Linked DNA regions of Mus musculus: region 2 is linked to region 1. A link is a loop called in an ENCODE intact Hi-C map of the cell type or tissue named here. Cell type or tissue: gastrocnemius. All regions are shown on one strand. Links, peaks and the distances in the headings refer to the core of each region. The heading gives the core; the rest is flanking DNA.

Region 1 (8,713 bases), core at 503-8,502:
AGTGAAATACACAAGGGGTGTCAACCATCAGAAACTGTCCCTGCAGCCACAGAGAGCAGTGTGTCACTCTGGCTTGTGTCTTGGATGTGGGAAGTGCTTGACCACGTGACTTCACTGGGCCCCTCTGTGCCGGCTAAGAGTGATTTGAACATGGGGCGTATGGCGCTTAGGACAGGTGGATTGCTCTCTTCATGCCAGATCCTGGTTCTGCTCTGCTTTCCAAGCCACCTCTCCACTTTTCACCCAGCTGCACCCTTTGGTCTTCCCACAGATCCTTCGAGTAATGTATACTATTGCTACAGGGACTGGGGCTCTATTCTTCAAACCTACTCTTGTCATACCTGCCCAGTATGTTCTTCCCCTAACGGTGCAATCTTACTCCCCTTTAAAGTTGTTAGCAAATTCTCCTGCTTTGGAAAATATCCCTGCTCTGTATTGTTCATGCCTGCATCTGCTGAAGATGAACACCTTGCCTCTCACCCTTCCACCCAGCTCATCCTTCATGCTGTGGACTCTGGTTTTTACCCAGCTCTGGGACCCTTTATATTTTCATAGCATGTCTGCAACTCAGACCATAGCACATGCTTCAGGAATGCTCAGTGCACCAAATAGAGTCCATACGTCTCCACTGAGGGTGAACAGACCTTTTACAAGTGTGTGAGAAACTTTATGAAACGTTTATGGTTTCTCTTTACTCGGAAATGTCTGGCCTAGAGCCTCCCACAGGCACTTCTAACATAGTGAAGTATTTTAAGGAAGGACTCTGCACTGCCTTTTCTCTGACCTGATCAACGTCTCACCGGGATGCCGGTGCTCTGTACAAGTAAGCATCTCAGCCGTTTGCTTCCTTCCTCCATTGCACAAGTACTTCATCCCAAGCTTCTGTGGGCCAGAACTAGTTGGGTAATTCTTAGTGGTGTGCATGCCGTTTTGTAGTGTAAACACAGCCTCAGTTTTTCCATCTGCAAAATGCAAATAACTTCTCGCCACTGACAGCACTGTGCCATCTTGAAGAACAATGACAGTGTGTGCAAGAATACTTAAGAGTCATTCAGAATAAACTTGTCACAGAGATGCCCAAAGCTATTTATCACACGGCTGTTTCTGAGACCATGGGTGATTTTGCCACCTTCCTATCATAGCAAGGGAAATGTATAAACTTCTTAGTTAAAATAACCTCTATAATTTTTTTTGTTTTTTTGTTTTTTTTAAAAAGAAAGAAGCAAGAGAGGAGAATTCCACCCACCATGGTTGTAGAGAATAATCCCATATCCTGTGCCTTACATTGAAATCTTAAAGCCTAGAGGCAGATTGCCTAAGATTCAAATTCATATTGTGTCAGTGGGAGGATTTCAGTACATATAAAAGTTTTGCTATGCATGGCCTTCCACTGCAGGGAACCGTCCAAGAAGACACACACAAAAAATGCTTTTGATCTGTATGTATGAAAACTGCTTATGTAAAACAGTAACAGAAAGATTTAAAAAAAATGTTCATTGAAAATAGTGGGTTAACCATCTGCTAAAAATCACCACACAGTGTCATCACCTGATCTGCAGAGGTTTTAAAGCAACCAGGGTAAATAATTACTATTGCTGTCACCTTTTACATAAAGTTGGAAACATTGTTTATAAGAAAGATTCCCTGAAGCAAACAAACAAGAAAGCCTACCACAATCATGGAGATTTTTCTGTCAATGTAATTGGGTGAGAGCTTATGCTGAAATTATTTCAATAAAATATTTTCTATCACTTCAGAGAAGTGTAGTGAATTTGTTGGAAGTTCAAATACCACTCCAGTACACAAAATTCACATGGTTATCCACTGTGATCTTTATAGCATATAGCAAATATGCTATAAGCACTTGTAATTCACAGAACTAACCGGGCTACAGTCCACCTTTAAGCTTCCAAAGGCTACAGAAAGTCGCCAACACAGTTGAACTGTTCCAGGGGAATCCACCAGAGGGCGGACAGACACAGCCCAGCTAACAGGGACTGTTTACCATTACCCATCCACAGCACTGAGCTATTGCTTAAGCTATGCTATTCACCCTCGCTTTGCAAACACTTAAGGGCGTCTCTACAGAATCTTAGAGTGGGGACGCTTTTGATGAATTAGTCAACCAGTCCATACTGGATTGGGGTATTCACATGATGTAAAGGGCCTCACTGGAATTCCCAGGAGACGGTATCGTCTGTATTACCCACTCTTCAGAAACAGACCTTGTCTTTCATAGTTTCTCATTCAGCACTTTTTTCTGTCCCTTAAAGTATATAATGGCCACAAAGTCTACACTGAGACACTTGTAGTAACCACACAGGATCCTCAGGGTGAGCTGACCTTCTGGTGATTATGTTATTTCAGGTGTGTTACAATCATAAATACGCTAAGCTAAGACAGCACGGAATGCCATTAATTAAGGTTGCAGTGGGGTAAGATATGAAAGTATTTTAATATAGATTGAGAACTCATGAACTTTCTGACAGTGCATTTCTATTAATATATATATATATATTATTTATTGGTTACTAATTCATTTAAAATACTAATTCATATAGTTTACCATTCATTTATAGTTTTTATACAAAGGCTGTTACTAGAATAAACTCCAACCCTAATGCTCATAGGTATGGACTCTAAGATTAACATATCTAATCACATTGATTAATGATAGTGTCTCCTTGTTGTGATGGGACAAGGAATATGGGCTTGGAAAAACTCAGTGGATGTTCTTTCCAATAAGGTTCAAAGTCACCTGTTTCTAACAGAGACTAAAAGGTAAAGTTGGTCAAGTGAAGATGACCATGTCTGTGCGAGTGAGTGAGTGTGTGTGTGTGTGTGTGTGTGTGTGTGTGTGTGTGTGTGCGTGCGCGCGCGTGTGTGTGCATGTGGCCGTGTCTGCAGTCTCTGAACTGGGTAAAATATTGCGGGGGGTGGGAGGTGGGGAATCGAGTTAGAATGGGTGTTACATTGTTTTTCTTTACCTGAATGGATTTTTCATGCCACTTCAAAAACAAAACCCCATTTTAATCTGGTTTGGGGGAAAGTCTGTAGACTTTTGGGGCCAGTGGAGGTGGTGTAATGTTATGTAAATGGAACCGGGCACTGGAACCTGGTGTTTGTGTCAGCTCTGCCACCTTGGAAAGTCACTTCTCATTATCCTGGGGGCCTCAGTTTTCTCATTTGTAAAACAGTCCACTGGATGAGGAATTCATGAAGACCCTTCTGCCCATGAGACCACGTGGTAAACTGACGGTCTCCAGCGATTGGTAGGCTAAGGGACAGTAGCCCCTCCTCTCATCACTCATTGGCTTAGAACGGAGGACAAGCACTCCAGATAGCTGTGAACTTGGTGAGAGTGGAGAAGGATGAAGAGAGAGAGAATGGATATAAAATACGAGCAGAAGATTGCTTTCATTTGAGTAGCCTTAGACTTTTTAGTGCTCTGAACAGAAGCAGGGAAAAAACGGTTAGTATTTACTGGAATTTATATTTTTAGGTCATTGAGTGTTAAGGACAAATTTCAATTATCTCATATAAAAAAAATCTTGCTTGCATAAACTATTTTTGGGGGCCTGCGTAAATAGAAGAGACCCAAAGCTTTAACCGCTCCCTGTCTCTCAAGCTAAATCCCACCAAACCCTTTACTTTAGAATGCTAACTACCTTTAGTTATCAAAGCAAGGTCAACAGGTCTAGGTAGCCAGGGCTGTGGTGGGCCAGGCTGTATTCGCACCTTCTAAACGCAAACTAGATGCCTTGACCAAACAGCTTAAAGAGATGAGAAGAAAGCACGTGACTGGAAGGACACAGGACACAGACACGGAGAGCACGTACCTGTGGGGATGAACGCCGTGTGCTGCTGCAGCTGCGCACTGGTCAGAGCCTGCTGGTAGTGCAAGACGCTGGGGTTGAAGACCGTGCTGGCCCCGTTGCTTTTTTCAAGTGCTTGTCTCTTTGGTAAGGGATGAAGAGCACCCGGAGGGAAGGCCTGAAAGCGAAGAATTCGATAAGATGTGTCCAACTTAAAGCAAGCTTGCATTCCACCTCCACAGAGATCATCAACTGCAACATTCTCTTTCTCTTTTCTTTTCTTTTCTTTCTTTAAAAAAAAATGACAGCTAAAGAGATGCCTCTGCCATGCACCTTAATTTAAACAGCGGCAATGTCGAATGAGTGAGAATTTGTTATTGAGAGCGGAAGCATGAATTCTGTAACCCAAAAACAGTAGCATCTCAACTAAGGGAAAGAAAAACTACCAAGCAACAACAATGGAAAAAATGGCTTCAGCTTTTTTTTTTTTTTTTTTAATAAATACAGGTTAAACTACACTAAGGGGAGAAAGGAGCATTTGGCATTTGCGTTATTATTAATATCTATTCTTTAACTGAATGGCAGTTTCTTGAATTTAAAGGTTAATAAGAATTACAATGAGCATTTTTTCTGAGCCACATAATTTAAATTTGCTTCACTCTTTGGAAAAGGTATTAAAATTTTGTTAGATTCAATATTTATTTCCCAGATTACATATGCAAATGAGATGACTAAACACCTTATTGAATTCCTCCATTTTAAAATTAATAATAATGATTGGCTGCAACCAGTATTTTACATACAAATCTCGGCTGGTTCTCTGAAAAGCTACATGCAAAGCGAAAGGTGAAAGGTCAAAGTACCAGGTCTACAGTTGCTTCGAGAGGTCGCTTCAGTGCTTTGGCAGTCGACTGAGTCTTTTAATAACAGGCAGCGAGCACATGATGGCAGTGGGCCAATGGGATTCAAGCGAATTAACATACAGGTAAACAGCAAGCAGAGGTGCATCATGGGAACGGCATTGCATTGTGGATAGGTGAGAAGGAAAAAAATATTCTGAATGCAATATACAACGTACAAAACACTAGGCATGCACAACAACAAAAATGTTCTCTAAAGAAATGAATATTACACCTTAAATTAGTATCGAAGCAAAAAATGCATCTACTATACCTTAGTTAAAAGCATATAAGAGAGTAAAATATAGATGTTTGAAATTCAGGAAAGTTAATTAAAACAGCAGCTTGCATACACACCATAAGCACTTTTTTATATTGCTTCGGGAGTGGGGGGGGGGTGGGGGAGATGCAAAACTTTTAAGGACCATAGGGCTGAAGAACATCTGATAAGTTAGTTCTGATATAAAATAATGAAGAAATCAAGTACATTCCAATTTGAAAAAAAAATCTTCATTTAGCTCTGTTTTGATTCAGATTAACCTAACAAAATGAAGTGGCAAACTGAGACAAAAAAAAAATTCAGGCAAAAAATATTCAAACACAAGGTTATTTACTCAAAACGGTTTGGGTTTGGGTCGTTATTTTTTGGCTGAATCACATGGGAAATTGCCTCAGTTCCTGTCTTCATTCTGCTAGGGTGTAGGGTGGGTCTCAGCATGTGGGTGAACATTCCAGACCTTGGACAATTTGAATTTAAACAGGAACTTCCCCAGTGTTTCACTTTTACTGTGCTTCATTTCAAAATACTAACTTATCATCCGTTCTGTTTCTACTACATTTGAAATTATAATGTATTTCAAACAACTTACCAGAGTATATACTAAGAAAGTAGCCTCTACAAAAGGCATGTCACGTCGTTGGGTATTACAGGCATTTCTCTTTAGTAATGCTATCGGTACTTTTAGCTACGATCAGGGGTTAACCGGTTGATGGCAAGTGGGACTTTCTCTAGAACAAGCAGCTAAACTAGCAGGGAACTGCCTTCAGATAGGCAGAGCGCTGCCTTCAACTTACACCAGTACTTCTGGGAAGATGGCTTCATTTAAACAACCAAGAGTATTGGCTATGGATTGATTTAGACCTCAATGGAAAAAAAAAAATCTCTTCTTTCTGGTTGTTCATAGGTGAAACAATTCTAGGATAGGATTCTGTGAAAGTAAGGAGGTCCAGGAAGCAGCTTCAATGCGCATGGGAACAATGGCCATCCCCCTTTATGATGAGAACAATAGGTAAATCCCCAAGGTTTGTCCAATAGAATTCAGTCTGAAGGTCGTGGGAGAACGGAGGTCTTTGAAAGGAAGGGAGATGGAGCTTCACCCTCAAGACAGGAACAATCAGTGATGTTTTCCTTGGCAAAGGTAGAGTTGCCCATCATTCCATGACTCAGGATAAAAAAACAAAACAAAGCAAAACAAAACAAAACAAAACAAAAACAAATGTGAGAGAAGACAGCTTAGGAGCTGTGCAACTTGGAGAAAGAGTCTAGAAATAAGGTGGAAAGAGCTGTAGGCAGGGAATCCCCAACAGGGAAGAGAATGTTCTAGAAAGCAGTTTGGATAACGTTCCCTGAATACTGGGGACTGATTAAAAAAACAAAAAAACAAAAGGAATATTAAAAATAAAAACAGCCCAAACTCTTAGAGATTTCTTTTTGTTTTTGTTTTTGAGACAAAGCCTCACTTTTTAGCCCAGATTGGCCTTGAACTCACAGTAATTCTCCTGCGTCAGCCCTCCAGATTGCCAGGACTACAAGCATGGACCACAGTGCGATATCCTGGATATTATTAAATATAAATTCAATAAACTTCCACGACTTAATTCTGGTTATCTCTCCTTCCTGTACGGTTTCACAATGTTAACTAACGCAGGGTTGGCTTGATTTCATTGACTGATGTGTGTGTACACCTCTACACATGTGCAAGATGGCACGTGTGGGGCCACCAGAGAATGACCTGTGGGAGACAGTCATCCTCCCACTATGTGGATCCCGGGGCTTGACCTCGGGTCATCAGGCAGCAACTGACTGCTCACCGCACCCTCCCGTGGGCCCTTCCAGGCTTGCTCTGGTTTCTGAGCTTCTCTAATCTTAGTTCACTGAAGACTCCATGGCTACTCTCTCACTGGGAATGCTCATCAGCTGGCAGAGGCCGAGATCATTCTCTCCTTAACTTTCAGTCTCCAGTTTCCTACTTTCCCAGCCTTTGGGGTCTAGGAAACAAATTTCCTAGTGGACAGGTCTTTTTTTGACTTCCATTAAGGCTGGTACACAGGAACACAACTTTGATGCAACAGAGCATCCTTTAGTGAGTTTTCCAAGCAGAATAAGTACTGTTTAATATTTCTTTTTATGGCAGTCTTTTGGATGTTTAATGGTCTGTGTTTATTTTTCTTTTAGGTTGTTAAAACCTGACTTTTACACTTTAGAGTAACTTAGGAGCTGATGTAAAGTAAGAATAGTGACATTTCTCCCTTTTCCACTGCACAGTATATTTCTTTTATTAGATGCAATTTTCTTCTAAGATGCATGTGAGGTTTTGAAATATGAAGGGTTTCATACATATTAAGGCTTTATAGAATGTGCATAAAGCACACACATGGACAATCATGTCACCACAGGCTTGCTGGCATACAGCTACAGAACCAGGTGAGAATGTCTGTTCACCTTCAGGCTCAGACCTCACCTTAGGGATAGAGCAGTCCCGGGTGTGTTAGGAGCCTGTTTGGCACCAGTGCAAGAAAGGGCAATTTAACCAGAACCCCACTGCACGCCAGACACTTGGTCTTTTTTCTTGCTAGCCTTGTCTCTCTTACTGATCCTCTATGGTCTAGGTCTGAATGGACAGACACCAGTGATAAGACTTTATGAGAGGCCGAGATTTCTTTTTCAGAGTCGAGGCACCATCACAGTACAGGTCAAGGTGAGAACAATTGTCCAGGCCAGCATCACAGGTGGGGATCGAGGAGGTGGGGAGAGCCAGGGGCAACAATCAGAAGTGCTGGCTCACTGGTCATAAAATGAGGCAGACAGAAGCGTGGGCTTGGAGTTCCGGTGAGTGTTTTCCAGAACCACTGAAACTTATCTGGCGAACGGCAGCTTGTCCCGTTACCAGTTCTTTCCATTGCCATCCATCTTGGTTTATGTGAACAAAGACTACACATGAAGATCAAATACCCTTTGTGTTAAAACTAGCAAAGGGCACCTCCGACAAGCTTACTCTTAGGTCTGGAAAATTCTCGTGAGAGAGATGCTCATATTTTAAGAGGAATTATGAAAGAATAAGGCTCAAATGGAGATAAATGCCTCTTCTTTTCAAGAGTCGGAGCTTTAAATTCCTTCGTAATGCCTGACTATTTAAAGTCAGGGGGAAGATCCCTGGACAATAATAAGAACCTACACCATGGAAGCGCTCTGTCTTCGGCTCAGGAAGTCTGGGGAATGGAATGTTAGCATTTTCAGCTGCACCCAGCTCTCCATTTGTCCTCTAAATAAGGAAATAGAATAATAGACTTTCTGCACTGTTCTGGGTAATCTTGCCTGTAAGGTTCATCAAACTATACCAAGGCTGGTTTCAAAGGAGCCCCTCACATTAACTGGAAAGATATGACAGATTCGGTAATCTTCCCATCACTGTCACAGAGGCGCTGGCATTGTTCTGAAACTACATTGCTTTCGGTCGCCTCCAAAGATGCTTCGAAATCCTGCGACTGCTCAGCACTCCAAATTTGGGCACAGTGTAACAATCCAAGAAACTATGGTAACTGACTCTCGCAGCATCTACTGCAGTAATCTTCCTGCATTCTGATGAGCTTACGTGAGACCGTGGAGGAGGGCCCCTGGCAGAGCTCAGCTGTGCCTTCACACTGTGGGGCTTTAGGTAAATGGACACTTCTGCTCCTATCTCCACCACCCTGAGTCGCCTACCACTGACACAGATTTGC
Region 2 (8,713 bases), core at 151-8,150, 320 kb after region 1:
TTATGAAGGTCTCACTTATAATTATTTTTATGTGTATGCGTTTTACCTGTATGTCTGGCTGTGCACCCCGTGCCTGCCTAGTGCTCATGGAGATAAGGAGTCAGATCCCCTGGAACTGGGCTTACACATTGCTCTGAACAACAACGTGGGTGCAGGGAACTGAACCCAGGTCCTCTGCAAGAGCAGTAAGTGCATTTAACTGCTTAGCCACTTCTTCAGACCCTTGAACAAGTATTTTTTTTTTCAATAGAGATATAGCTAGGATTACCAACCTATTCAGTAAGTTCATTGTGCTAGTCGCCGTGTTGTTACTACTCAAGGCACATAAATTGTAAAGAAAAAAAATGATTTTTTTTTTTTTGTTCACTGTTTGGTTGGTTCAAAGTCCAATGTTGGAAATCCCACCTCTGGGTACAGGTAGCAGATGGCAGGACACCTGTGGAAAATTGTGTAGTTACGAAACAGTTACATCTTTAAAAAGACAGAGGAATAGGCCGAGTCCTCAAGATCTCACAGTCCCTTACAGTCTTCAGAGGCATACATTGCTGATGCCCTAAGGCTTTTCCTATTGCTCCTTCTTTGTGATGGTTCCGCCTCCCATTAGTACAGCCCCCATTGGCCCCTCTTTGTAATGGTTCCGCCTCCCATTAGTACAACCCTATTGGCCCCTCTTTGTAATGGTTCCGCCTCCATTAGTATAACTCTGGGGACCAAATCTTTTAACATGCAAACCTCTCGGGATAAATTCAACATCCCAAGCACAGCAGTAATTAACGGAGATAATCAATGTGGCTGTTCTTTTCACGAGCCCGTTATTGAACATACTGTCTCGACAAAGTTAACATTCGATCTTACATGGACATAAAGGTGGGGGAAGGAAGAATTCAAAAATCGAGGAAGAGAAGGAGGAATTGCCCATAGATCAACTCTGAGTAGACCTTGTCTGCAACAATAATTCTGCTGATATAATAACGTGGGCATGCTAGGTTTATCAGGGCCTCTTCCACCTCATTAAAATTGAAAGTCACCAATTTTAGAATTATTTGGCTTATTCATGAATATATTCAACACACATGGCTTCAATCCTTCTTGCGAAGTATACTTTATTTAAATATATGAGCACTGTATTTATCATAGTCACAATTTCAATATTAAATTCTTAAAAATACAAATGACTACTATATTATAATGATATTAATTTTTAAGAACCTTCCCAGAGAAAGTGGCACTTAGCGAGAGGACTCATATGATTTATAGAGTTATTTCTATCAAATTATTAAATAATAGAAGTAGAAGATGTCACGAAGTGTATTTTTTTTTCTTTTACTGAGAAACTGCACACGATTTTACAGTGGTTATAGAGCAAGACATTTCTACACAGACTGCTAAGTTTAGATTTTTTTTTCCAGTAAATTCTTCTTACGGATGCTCACAGTTCTCTGGCCGAAGCCATTCTAATAGTTGAAAGCTTTTATGGCAGGAGCTAGCAGGCCTGCTTCACACTGATGAGAAATATTCTCTGGAAAAACTGAAAACAAACAGAAATCAGGCTATGGAAAGAGTCTCAGTAGCCGGCACATCTGCTTGGAGGAGTCTGTTATTGCAACTGAATGATCTCTGATGATCACCGTCACTCAGGGAGAAGTGGGTGTGTCCTGGCTTGAGCTGTATCCACATCTAACAGGTTCATACCTTTTGGACTCACGTCTTTGACGAGATTTACAAGGACAAGTCATATTGCATGCGACTTCCCATTTTCATTCTGAGCCATATTATAATCTCTTGACTCATTTTAGGAGTTTGTCTCATGTTTTAGGATAACAACTTCATTTTTCTTTTTTAATTAAAAAAAAGTTCAGAAAACTATAGGTTCTTACTATGAAATCTTCAAACGTAGTTTTCTACCACCTCTCAGCGAACGCTCCAATACTGTTCCCTGTTTCTCTTTGAGTCAGGTGGCACCGCTCCTTCTGCGATGCTCTACATTATCACAGCTGAACCACCCGCACTTTCTGCAGTTCTTTGTCCACATGTCTTTCTGGGTAATTTTTTTTAAATGCCTTATTTTTACTTTTGTTTGCTGAGTTGGTTGTGTGTCTCCTCTCCTGCCCTTCCTTTAAACCCTCCATGAGTCCATGAGAATGGCTACTCTTTTTGAGTCTTTCTTCCTCCCTCCCTCTCCCTCCCCGTCTCTCTCTTTTTCTTTTTTAAAGGTTCTATATTTTATTACTGGACAAACACCTAATTTAAGACATAAGCTAGTCTACAGGTTAAAAATGTTGAAATATATCTGGTAGAACTGATCGATGACCACAATTCAGTATAATTCAGTCTTGCCGCTGTGTGAATCCTTACGGACCCAGCTTCGTTCTCCTCCAGTGTCTTCTTTTAGAGTTGTACCTGATTTTGTTACCAGTGTTCATCCGGATCTACCGAAGAATAGGACGATTTTGCTTTTGTTTCTTGGCCAGGAATCGCTTGATTCTGAAAGTCTTGTGAGAAGACATGGCAAGAGGCCGAATCAGTTGGAGGAAAGGAGAAGAGTTGAGGCATCCTTTTTTCCCTTCCAGGGACAGGGGAGGACGCTGTAGAGGGAGAGGGGTGTGGGGGAACCCGTGTAGTTTTCTATTTCCCCTGCTCTGGTGAAGAAGCGATTTTTTTTTCTGATGAATCCTGTTCTCTTTTCTTCTTCCTTTGTTTTTTTTCAGGTAGCCACAGCATGGAATTCAAGGCTAGAGTTCACTCCCTATGGAAGGACAGATTTTATTATTTTCTGGCTTCCGCTATAGGGAAGCAGGCCAGTGCCAGTTGATTCTTCACGTTGTGACGGTGTTAGCTTGTTTGTTTTAACGTGGCTGAGTTAGTTTTTTTTTTCCCCCCTTGGTTGCTTTCAGATAGTTTAAAGTCAGAACCGTTGATGGAACTCTAAATAAGAATCGCGTCTGTGTTTAACACATTGACTTCAGGCATATTACAAAGACCAAGAAGCTATGTAGCTGCAGTTTTGTCTGAATATAGATACTTCACAGACACAGCACATACGTATTAACATTCTAACAGGTTATGACAGATGTCAATCTGTTCTAGAAACCCCCACTATGGGAGGTCATTGTGGTAAGAAAACAACTATTCTATTATGAAATACTTCTTAAATATTACACAAAATTCTTAAATTAAACACAAACATCAAAGATGAGAACTGTAAATAAATAAATAAATAAATAAATAAAAAAGAGAAATAACAGAGGAAGACGGAGGGACCACCTGATACAAAGGCTCAGTTTGGTACCATGAGAATGACCAGGAAGGGACCAGGCCCCTGTATGGCAGGGGCCCCAGAACATGAAGATACCAGGGCTCTAGAACTGGGAAGCAAAGTTGCATTGCAATGATGTATAAATTATTTTTAAAAGACCAAAATTTTCATAAAATATATGATTTTCCTGATAAGCATATTTTTTTCTACTACACATTGGGGTCACAATTATCATTGCATTCCAAGAAGAAAGACAACTAAAGGCCAGCCTTTAAGGAATGCACAGAGAACTGCTTGATTTACAGCCTGATTCTCTTACTTTTAGTTTTATCAGCTGGAGAAAAGGTAAAGATTGTGTTGTATCACCACCTTGTGGCCACAATCTATAAAATTTAGCATGAGGATCTACAGTCACATTTTACACATGCATCACACACCTGGACACATGTGCACATACATGTGAATACACGCACAAATGGTTTCAATAACTACTGATGTTTTCATTTCGGTAGCTTTTCCAATTTTCAGTGGGATAAGATTTGTGTCTTTGCCTAATTTGATCTGAAAAATGAAATTCCAAGTGTACCTTAAAAAACATCTCGTCTATACCTTTCTTAGTTGTACAGTCACTTAGTTACAACACATCATGACAAAAGGCAACTTCAACAACTTAAACAAGAGTTTATTTTGGATTTGGTTCCCAAGGGCTAGATGTCCACGATAAGTGGTGACCCTGATCGGTTCACAAGTGACGTCAGCTGGAGGAGGATGCTGGGAAATCACCTCGTCACCTTGTGCCAGATGCAGAAAGAGGAAACAAGAAATAGAAGCTATGAACCAATGGTTCTCAACCTGTGGGTCCCGACCCTCTTGGAAATCCTCTATCTCCAAAAATATTTGCATTATGATTCATAACAGTAGCAAAATTATAGTTATGAAGTAACAATAAAAATAATGGGGTGTGTGTGTGTGTGTGTGTGTGTGTGTGTGTGACCACATCACAAGGAACTGTATTGAAGGCTGAGAAGCACTACTATAAACACTGAAAGCCTATTCTCAGATTGATAAGTGCTCTAGAGAGACTCCAGGTCTGAAAAGTTTCATAATCTCCCCAAACTGCACAACCAACTGGGAGCCAAGTGTTTAGATGCATAAGTCTATGTGGGACATTCACTTTCAAACTACCATCCAAGGTTTTTCCTCACCCCTTCTATAATACAAAAGAAAAACGACTACTTGAGTTTCAGAGCTTCCATAACCTCCACTTTCTCAAAGGCTAACGATGCTCTGATTTCTGTGAGATTTCTCTTTGGAAAGCCATGGATAAGACTAAGATTTAAAAACCACAGCCCTACAAGCACTTACCAATGGCTTGTACAGGGAACAGTGAGTGCTATAGTTATCTCTCACAAGTTCCAGAATGATAGCAGAGACAGCTCAAGTGGCAACTCTTACAAGGACAGCATGTAATTGGGCTGGCTTACAGGTTCAGAGGTTCAGTCCATCATCATCAAGGCTGGAACATGGCAGCATCCAGGCAGGCATGGTGCAGGAGGATCTGAGAGTTCTACATCTTCATCTGAAGGCTGCTAGCAGAATACTGGCTTCCAGGCAGCTAGGATGAGGGTCTTAAAGCCCATGTCTACAGTGACACATTTCCTCCATCAGGGCCACACCTCCTAATATTGCCAATCCTTGGGCCGGGCATATACAAACCATCACAAATTAAATAACATGCAATGTGCCGTTTCTCTTAGGTGTCAGAGATGCTGGGGTGGGGGTGGGGCGTCATTCATGATTCCTGAGGATGGGCAAGCACTTCCTTTTGAATCATCACTTTAAAGCATGCACTTTAGCAAGCTTGTGGGTATGTGTGCTGGTTGCATGTATGAATGTCTCTGCATGTGTTTATGGAAGCCAGAGGTTGACTTCTGGTGTCTCTCTTGATCTGACTCTCCCATATATATTCAATCAGGGTTTCCTACTTGAAGCAGAGCTTGCCTACTCTGCTAGCTTGGCTATCCAGCTTGCTCTAAGGATCTCCTGTCTGTGCCTCCCTAGTGTTGAGATCACATGTAGCTTGCTAGCTGCCTAGCATTTACATGGGGCCTGGGATTGGAAGTCCGGTCCTTATGCTTACACAGTGATGACTCACTGAGTTTTTTTCCCAGCCCATAATATATTTTTTAAAATAACTTTTAATTGAATCTTTAATAATTTTATTCAATGTGCCTTGATCATACTTCCCTCCTCTTCCTTCTCTCTGCTACACCCAGTCCTACCCTTTTCCTCCCTACCCACTCCTTTCCCTCTCACTCCTCCTTCTCCCTCCTTCCCTCCCACCCTCCCCCTACTTCAGACATTATCATGAAACAGATGTTTCTCATTCCTCTGGCTCTGAAAATCTTTCTGCCCTCCTTTGTTACATTGTTCCTGGTGTCTTAAGTTTTAAGTTTAAGGATTATGTCACAGATGTATTAATTGCAGATATCACTCATGGCTAACTAATCTCTGCATTTTGACCAATTGTGGGTATATGCAATAATTTCTGTCTGCTGCTGCTGCAAAAAATGCTTCTTTGGTGAGGAATGTGTTGGTTAGTTTTATGTCAACTGGACGCAAGTTATAATCATCTGAGAGGAGGGAACCTCAATTGAGAAAATTTCTCCATAATCAAGACTGTAGGGGATTTTCTTAGTTAGTGATTGATGGGGGAGAGCCCAGACCATTGTGGGTGCCCACTCTGCTGCCCTGTGTCTGATTCTGCCTCAGGATAGCGAGGGCCATTGCATACCAAGCTGGACTGGAGGGAGGGAGCTTAGCTGGGTGATGTAAGTGCAATGCCCCAGCAATGAACAGACCTGGGAACAGCTTCGGAGAAATGGTTCTATTTGTTGGAGCAGGAGAGGTATTTATGGCCCTGGAGAGGTGGTCAGGGTCTCTAGGGCAAGGTTTGTGTGGTCTTATACCATTGACCAGGGCAGAGGTGTTGAAAAAAGCTTCAACTACATAGTCAGGGACTGTAGGGTCCAGGGCAGAAAACCTTATAAGGTTAAACAAGGAGTGAAGCTGTCAAACAAGGACCTGATAGCTGTCAGGGTAATAAATTCTTGATAGTGTTGATGAGGGAACTGGCTTTACTGTGCCAGGTTGGGAGTGGGGAGGTAGCCAATTCCTGCCATCATCATGTTTGAGGTATCAAGGCAAGGGTTGAAACTCCCTCCATACTTTCTCTATAACTCTAGGCCATTAAGGTCTCACACCATTCCTGGGCTGGTGGTCCTTGGATCTATAAGAAAGCCCACCTGAGCAAGCCATGGGGAGCAAGCCAGTTAGCAGCTCTCCTCCATGGCTCTGCATCAGCTCCAAGCTTCCTGCCCTGTGTGAGTTCCTGTCCTGACTTCCTTTGATGATGGACAATGATGTGGAAGTGTAAGCCAAATATACTCTTTCCTCCCCAACTTGTTTTTGGTCAGATGTTTCCTCTAAGCAATAGAAACCCTAACTGAGATGCTACCCTCAGACTGGTAGTCCTGGGTTTTATAAGAAAGCATCCCAAGCAAGCCATGGAAGGCAAGCCAGTCAGCGCCACTACATCATCAGCAGGCTTTTTCATTAGCCCTGCCTCCAGGTTCCTGCCCTTCTTGAGGTCCTGTCATGATTTTCTTTGATGATGAACAATGATATGGAAGTAAAATCTAAAACAAACAAACAAACAAACAAACAAACCAAAACCTGAAACCCTTTCCTCTCCAAGTTGTTTTGGTCCTGGTGTTTCATCAGAGCAATGATAACTTTCAGACATTTTTTGAATTGACACTGATTCTGGGAGACTCTAAGAAATGTTGTGCCCCATCCCCACCCCCAGTTCAAGGTAGGACCTGTGGGAGTCAGTTGACTAATAGAGTTTTGGTTGAAGTCTGACTCGAATAGGACTAGTTTGTCCTTGAATGCATCCTGTGGTTATTCCCCTAATCCAAGGGTATACATCTCCCTTTAATGCTCCTATTTGGATCAGGCAGAAGATAGATATATTGTGGAGAATGAAGGTTAACTATCAAATACTTAATCAAGTAGTGACTCCAATTACAGTTATACCAGATCCGGTGTCCTTAATTCAGAAGACTAACATAGCTCCTTGTGTATGGTATGCAACTATTGATAGTAAATCAATACTTGGTATCTGTCCATAAGGACTATCAGAAGCAATTTGCTTTCAGTTGGCAAGGCCAGCAGGATATATTTACACTTTAACTCAGAATATATTAACTCTCCCGCTCTGTCATAACTTAGAGAGGACTTTGTTCATCTTTCTCTTCCACAAAATATCACATTGGTGCACTATATTGACGACATTATGCCAACTGGACCAAGTAGGCAGGAGGTAGCAACTGCTCTGAATTTGTTGGTAACATAAATGTGTTTTAGAGGATGGGAAATAAACCCAATTAAAATTCAAGGGTCCTCTGTCTCAGTGAAATTCATAGGCGTGCAGTGGTGTCGAGCAGGCAAGGCTATCTTTTCTAAGGTGAAGAATAAGTTATCGTACCTGGTCCTTCCCAACACTAAGGAAGAAGTATAGTATTTAGTGGCTCAATTTGGATTCTGAAGATAGCACATCATGAGCTGAGTATTATCTGACCTATCATGCCATAAATAGGCCATGCATAGCAGCAATCTGTTACCAAATGGAAGTAGTATGTTCATGATTGGACCAGAGCAGGTCCTGAAGGCATAAGCAAGTTACATGAAGTTGTTCAAATGCCTATGGTTTCTACTCCTGGCCACCCCTTCTGCTACCAAGTATTCACCTATAGTCCCATGGGCTATGCTGTATGATCGGTTGACTGTGGAAGAGGAGAATTAAGGACTGGTTTACTGATGGTTCTGCACACTATGCAGGCACCACCCAGAAATGGACAGTTGAAGCATTAGAACCATTTTTGGGGATACAACCTGAAAGACACTGCGGAAGAGAAATCTTCACACTGGGGCAAATACATACATTTGGTCATACATTTTGTTTGGAAGGGGAAATGGCCAGATGTGTGACTGTTCACTGATCCATGGACTATAGCCAATGGATTGGTTGGATGGTCAGGGACCTAGAAAAACTATGATTAGAGAATTTCTTTTTTTTTTTTAAAGATTTATTTATTTATTATATGTAAGTACACTGTAGCTGTCTTCAGACACACCAGAAGAGGGAGTCAGATCTCATTAGGGATGGTTGCAAGCCACCATGTGGTTGCTGGGATTTGAACTCAAGACCTTTGGAAGAACAGTCGAGTGCTCTTACCTGCTGAGCCATCTCACTAGCCCCGATTAGAGAATTTCTGTGAAAGACATTTGGGAAGAAGTGTGTCGCTAGATCTCTCCAAATGGCTGAAGGTTATGGGGATTCTTGTGTCCCATGTAAATGCTCATTAAATGACTTCAGCTGGGGAGGAGCACCAC

Evidence for each region. Peaks named below come from ENCODE experiments on the same cell type or tissue, not always from the same donor. Only the 100,000 strongest peaks of a DNase experiment are listed, where the experiment ranks them.
Region 2: a loop joins it to region 1, with 3 times the contacts of the local background. A loop is called at or near these places in 21 of 42 quality-filtered maps.

What each region holds. Positions count from the first base shown.
Region 1 is chr14:120,391,731-120,400,443 of GRCm38, reverse strand. It overlaps Mbnl2 (muscleblind like splicing factor 2), which reads right to left. Exons shown (of 8, transcript NM_207515.2): 6 at 3,840-3,993. Among named protein-coding and RNA genes, the nearest start is that of Gm26679, 7.2 kb to the right of the region's middle. In gastrocnemius, for the core only: no CTCF peak of the experiment used is centred there; DNase peaks (open chromatin) are centred at 1,967 and 4,761; H3K27ac peaks cover 2,691 bases.
Region 2 is chr14:120,071,304-120,080,016 of GRCm38, reverse strand. It overlaps the pseudogene Gm20167. Among named protein-coding and RNA genes, the nearest start is that of Oxgr1, 33 kb to the right of the region's middle. In gastrocnemius, for the core only: a CTCF peak has its summit at 3,632 (motif pointing left); no DNase peak of the experiment used is centred there.